2 separate regions of the Homo sapiens genome follow, and region 2 is linked to region 1. A link is an interaction called in ENCODE POLR2A ChIA-PET data of the cell type or tissue named here. Cell type or tissue: GM12878. All regions are shown on one strand. Links, peaks and the distances in the headings refer to the core of each region. The heading gives the core; the rest is flanking DNA. Region 1 has its middle 24 kb from the start of LINC01132. Region 2 overlaps LOC107985364 (a long non-coding RNA gene).

The links. ChIA-PET counts read pairs that join two places held together with the same protein. Peaks named below come from ENCODE experiments on the same cell type or tissue, not always from the same donor. Only the 100,000 strongest peaks of a DNase experiment are listed, where the experiment ranks them.
Region 2: POLR2A ChIA-PET joins it to region 1 with 6 read pairs; 7 of 35 experiments call an interaction of 5 or more read pairs at or near these places.

Annotation. Positions count from the first base shown.
Region 1 is chr1:234,698,695-234,701,605 of GRCh38, forward strand. No RefSeq gene overlaps it. Among named protein-coding and RNA genes, the nearest start is that of LINC01132, 24 kb to the right of the region's middle. RefSeq lists enhancers at 1,516-1,765, 1,548-1,842. In GM12878, for the core only: no CTCF peak of the experiment used is centred there; a DNase peak (open chromatin) is centred at 1,727; H3K27ac peaks cover 368 bases.
Region 2 is chr1:234,766,909-234,769,819 of GRCh38, forward strand. All of the region lies in intron 1 of LOC107985364 (a long non-coding RNA gene), which reads left to right. Among named protein-coding and RNA genes, the nearest start is that of LINC02961, 8.3 kb to the left of the region's middle. In GM12878, for the core only: a CTCF peak has its summit at 1,584; DNase peaks (open chromatin) are centred at 1,553 and 2,031; H3K27ac peaks cover 375 bases.

The sequences.
Region 1 (2,911 bases), core at 179-2,678:
TCCCTTGCCCTTTCACTTTGGATTACACTCCCTGTCCTCCCATAAGACCCAAATCAAGTATCGTTGCCTTGGTAAAGGCTTTCCCAACCGCCTGCTCAGGGGCCCACAGCACTTTGCTGACACTGTAACTTACCTTCGGGAATGTAGCCTCCTCCACTGCAGTAGGCTGCAGATGGTGGGGATCTTAACCAGGGTGACGGCCTCAGCACTTGGCATGGAGTCAGGCTCATAACAGGTGACCAAATACCACATGCTGTGCAATTAATAAAATGAAGGAAGATGCCGGACGCAGTGGCTCAAGCCTGTAATCCTAGCACTTTTGGAGGCTGAGGTGGGTGAATCACTTGAGGCCAGGAGTTCAAGACCAGCCTGTCCAAAATGGTGAAACCCTGTCTTTACTAAAAATATTTAAAAAATTATCCAGGTGTGGTGGTGCATGCTTGTGATCCCAGCTACTCAGGAGGCTGAGACAGAAAAATCGCTTGAACCCAGGAGGCAGAGGTTGCAGTGAGCCGGGATCGCTCCTCTACACTCCAGCCTAAGTGACAGAGTGAGTGAGACTCTGTCTCAAAAAAAAAAAAAAAAAAGAAAGAAAGAAAGAAAGAAAGAAAGAAAGAAATGGGCCAGGCATGGTGGCTCACTCCTGTAATCCTAGCACTTTGGGAGGACAAGGCAGGCAAATTGCCTGGGCTCAGGAGTTTGAGACCAGCCTGGTCAACACAGTGAAACCCCGTCTCTACTAAAATGCAAAAAAAAAAAAAAAAAAGATTAGCCAGGCATGGTGGCATGCACCTGTATTCCCAGCTATTTGGGAGGCTGAGGCAGGAGAACTGCTTGAACCAGAGAAGCGGAGGTTGCAGTGAGCCAAGATTGCGCCAGTGCACTGCACTCCAGCCTGAGTGACAGAGCGAGACTCCATCTCAAAAAAAAAAAGAGGGAAGAAATGCTTTGAGAACCGCTGAACCCAGAGGAGGCCCCATGCCTGTCCCCACAGTGATACTTCACTATAGACATGAGGGCTAGAGAAAGTCCAGAGGCTGCAAAGAAGGTCTAAGTTTGGTTCAGCTAGTGCTTCTCAGCTCACTGAATTGACAGGCTTCATGGAGAGGAAGACTTTGCCCCACATAGAGGTGAGCCACAAGTGTGCACTTATTGCCATGTCTGTTTAGGGCAGGGCCATACGGAGATAAGCATGTCAAAATAAGCCTTGAGAGTCTAGCTAAGCAAGAACTAGGACAGGTTGGAAGAGGGAGGCACAGGACAGAGAAATAGCCCATTCAGCTTTGCAGACACTCCCCTGGTGGGCTGAGCCCTGTGGCCCTAGTGGGTGGAGGTTTCCCAAGACAAATTCCACGAAGGGACTTTGGAAATCCAGAGGCCTGACCTGAAGGCAAACTGGCAAAGCAGTGCATCGCCAAACAGCAGACCTTGTGGTTTACAGCAAAGACCAAAGGGAAGCTTAGGATTTGGAGACCTTCATGGCAAGAGTAATGAAAATAAAATCTGCTCTGCTCAGAGCAGTTCGGAGAGAAACAGGCCCAGCCACATGGAACCAGAACAGATGGGCTGTACAGGAGGGATGTTCATCAGCACTGCTATGGGGGAGGGAACATGCACAGGCTTGCATGTCCCCGTCAGGGATTCTAGGTGACACTATCAACATGTGACAGCTGACACGGAGGTGGCATCAACAGAGGTTAATGGATGACTCAGAGGCATTATTTATTACTGTTATTTTTGCCCTCCCTCACAGTGGTTTATAGAAAGTGCTTTGTCAAGATTTCCAGACCCAGCCATGTACAAATGACATAAGGCAGATTCTCAGGGGAGCCCCTCTCTGACTCAGGGCTGTGAGCTAGCAGGCAGCAGGGAAGCACAAAGCGTTGACTGAGCAGCACCAAATCAAAATGGCAAATGATACTCTGGCCCCTACCACAGCAAGCAGGCAGCCTAAAGCCCAAGGGACTGGAGAGGATGGGTCAGGATGGGTCCTGTACCCATCTGCCGCAAAGGAGCAAGCATTCTTCAAGGTGACCAAACCTGGATTTGTTTAAAAATATCAGCAAGTCAGGTGCCCTAGTAATGGCAGTACATATAAATTACACTTGGAAACATTTGCCAAAGGACTGATCAATCCCATGATTTATTCAGGGTGATCTATATCAGCAAAGATGGTAGAAATTCCAGGCCATTGCACAGAAAGTTTAACATGTGTGGTAGAACTAGGATCTTTCTCTTACTAAAAGGAACGCTCTAACGAGAGTGATACTGCAGCAGTTTTTTCTTTGGATCTATCTATTTACCTACATATCTATTTATTTATCATCTATCTATTGTTGGAGACAGGGTTGGATTGGGCAAGAAGAAAAGGCATTTGCCTGGATGTGCATCAATAGATAATAACAGAAGCTTTCTAGAACCTCAGAATCTTTCCCTTTATTCATGTATTTGCATGTTCTGTTGTTTCTTTCTTTCTGCTGTGTGTGTGTGTGTGTGTGTGTGTGTTTGTGTGTGTGTGTGTGTGACAGAATCTCCCTCTGTCGCCCAGGCTGGAGTGCATTGGTGTGATCTTGGCTGACTGCAACCTCCGCCTTCCAGGTTCAAGCGATTCTCCTGCCTCAGCCTCCTGAATAGCTGAAATTACAGGCGCCTGCCACCATGCCCAGCTAATTTTAATATTTTTTAGTAGAGACGGGGGTTTGCCATGTTGGTCAGGCTGGTCTCGAACTCCTGACCTCAGGTGATCCACCTACCTCGGCCTCCCAACGTGCTGGGGTTATAGGCGTGACCTACCACGTCTGGCCTCTTTCTGCTTACTTTTGAGGCACAGGTCCTTCTTTTGGATTTAGAAACCCAAAGGGGTGAGTGATCACATTATGACTTGGATTTTTAGTTCCCTGAGTCTGAACTT
Region 2 (2,911 bases), core at 284-2,783, 68 kb after region 1:
TGGCTTATTCGAAATGCTACCCCCTCAGAGATGGCTCCCGGATGATCCTATCTAGACTAGAACAGCAACTCTCATCACTGGCAGTCTCCTAATTCAGTTTCCAGCTCTTCAGCTACCTAGCACTCCTGCCCTTACAGTACCTGATTATTTACTGGCTGGTTGTTTATTTTCCCCCTAGAGTATAAGCTCCGAGATGGAAGGGAGAGGGTTCTGATGGCTGCTGCATCCCTAGGGCATGGAGTAATGCCCAGCATGGAACTCCCTGCTCTCCAGGAAGAACGCGCTTCCCGTCGTGAGATGCATGAGCACATCTCAGTCTCCAGGGCCAGTTCAGTTCTATGGACACAAGGAAAGGGTGAAATGCTAAGATCCACACCGGAGACACATAGGTGGATTCAGTGCTTTGGGATTCCCAGAGTCTGTGGCCAGTTCTCTTCACCAGTGGAGTCAGAGCCTACCAGGCCAGTAGAGTAGGGAGTGCACCCTACTTTAAGTGCTTTAGGAAAACCTTGCACCCACAAATAGCTCTACCACTAACTAATCTATCACTCTCTCTTAAATTTCACCATTAATAGTGCAATTCTTTTTTACAGGAAGAGGGGAGAGAACTAAAATGTACTCAGTAGTTAGTAAATATCAGGCAGCATTCAAGGTCACCAGCCATCCCAGTGTGCCTGGTCAGAGGGATTTCCTGGGACATTCAGAGCTAAAACTAGGATAGTCTTGAACAAATGGCATAGTTGGTCACCCTACTTCATTTCCTGGTTTAGCTCTCTCATCAACCATATGTGCATTTTACTCATGAGAAATCCTGGCCTTCAGTCATGAGGCCAATGTGGCAGAATTGGAGTCAAGGCTTCCATGGCTCCAGGGTCCAGGTCCTCTCTACCATATCCCAAGGGCCCCCTGACCTCCCTTCAGAGGCAGTAATTCTGAGATAGCTCTGTGCAGCTCTCTCCTCATAAAATATACTCTACAGCACTCAGATCATGAGATATGGAAAAGAATGGATGAAGGCTTGCTGGAAAGGCAGGGACAGATACTTTGCAGGAAAAAAAGGACTTCCAAAATGTGCGTGGCAACTTGGGGTTTCAAAAATCTTTGTTCTAAGGGCCGGAACTTTAGTGCCAACCTGACATTGGGAAGGGGTAAGAACTGATGAAAATAGTCCTAACTGAGAAGCACTTTGAGCTTCTGGGAAAGAGACTGCTGCATTGAAGTGGCCAGCTCTAGGTCACATCACAGGACCTGGGTGGGCATCATTCTTTCTGACGCTTGGCTCCTCTATCCTAGTTATTTGAGATTTCAAAGTAGTCATCTGGTTTATCTCTTCAAGTGTGACCACATAATACACTGTTCAAACAAGGACACTTCTAAGAATGAAAGGGGAACAATTCATAATTAGGCAAGGACAACAGTGGGGAATGGGACTCTGCCCCGGTTAACTGGGATGCCTGATCCCCCGGCCAGCTCTTCTGATCATGAGGAACTGAGTTGTGATCTTATCTTCTAATGCACCAAACAAAGCAGGGAAAGTCCCAGCCGCACGCCATTGCCACTGGGCTCTTCTGCCTCCCTCTGGTTCTGCCCCATGTCCCAGGGTCTAAAGAATACCTTTTCCCCAAAGGTCTAAATACTCCTTTGAGTCATTTGCATCAAATATCAGCATAGAAATGCTTACTTCAACTACTCTTTCTTGATCACCACAGAGTTTTCTGAGCACTCACCTTGAACAGGGCCTCTTCTGGGTGCTACAGACATTTTCAAGGGAGAGAGACCTCGCCCACCCATAGGCAGTGAGCTGGCTGGCTGGTGGGTGAGTCTGTTGGGGGGGGAACCTGCCCCTCCTTATGTTGCCCCTCAGTGACTGACCACAGGCTTTGGAAAAACCTCTTCAGCAGGGTACCGCTTACTCTGATCTACTTAAACGTTGACTCCCACGCCCTGAGGAGGAGCCGAGCGTGCCAGAGCAGCAGAATGCAACTTTGCTAAGATCAAAGTGCGAACCTGCTGAAGCTGTGTGTCTGAAATTACCCAGAAATCGCTTTGTGCTCACTCGTGGAGCAGAAGTGATGGTGAGCAAGTGTGCAGAGACCATGAAGGACTTGGTGCAGGGATGAATATTGTCTGCAGCTGGTTTTCTCCAGTCCCTGCCAGTGCACCCAGTGTCTGTTTCCGCACTACTGGGGCCCTAGGCTCAGCACAGTGCCAAGTACATAATAGGTGCAAAGTAAATATCAGTAAGTCATTGAATGCTCGTCTCCACGGACGATGCTGGGCCTGAAGTAGCCTAAGTTTGAATCCATGCAATGGACCATGGTCGAGGGCTCACGGCTTCATGATGAATCCTGGAATGTTAGCGCTAACAGTGTTCTTACAGGATCAAATCCAGTCCCAGTCAGTTTCAGCTGAGAAACTCAGGTGTGGGCCCAGAGAGTTTAAGATCACTTGTCCAAATGTTGTGAATGCCAGAGGCAACACTGGACTCAGGTGTTCTGGGCAGTAACCTTTGCTCCTCTCTCCCTACCACATGCCCCCCAGGCCAGCTGGCCCTTCTGACCAGCACCATCTGTCTGATGTCTCTTTGCCATTACTCGGAGGCCTAACCTCAGCACTGACAGGCTGCTTGACCTGGAACCTCGCCACTATGTCCTAGCCATGCTCCCTGACACCCCCGCTCTCTAGCAAAACTACTCCCTTCTTCCTCTGCATGCGATTAATTATCTCATACAGCATCTCTTTTCTTTTCCCACTGTATTCCTGTTGGTTCAAGATGTGTCTGCATTCCTTACCATTTTACCGGGAACAGTGTCTTTTTCATCTTTGTCTCTCCAGTGCCTCAATTGCGCCTACCACGCATGTATTATACAAATGCGCAGCTTGCTGTGTGACCATGGCCCAATTGTTCACC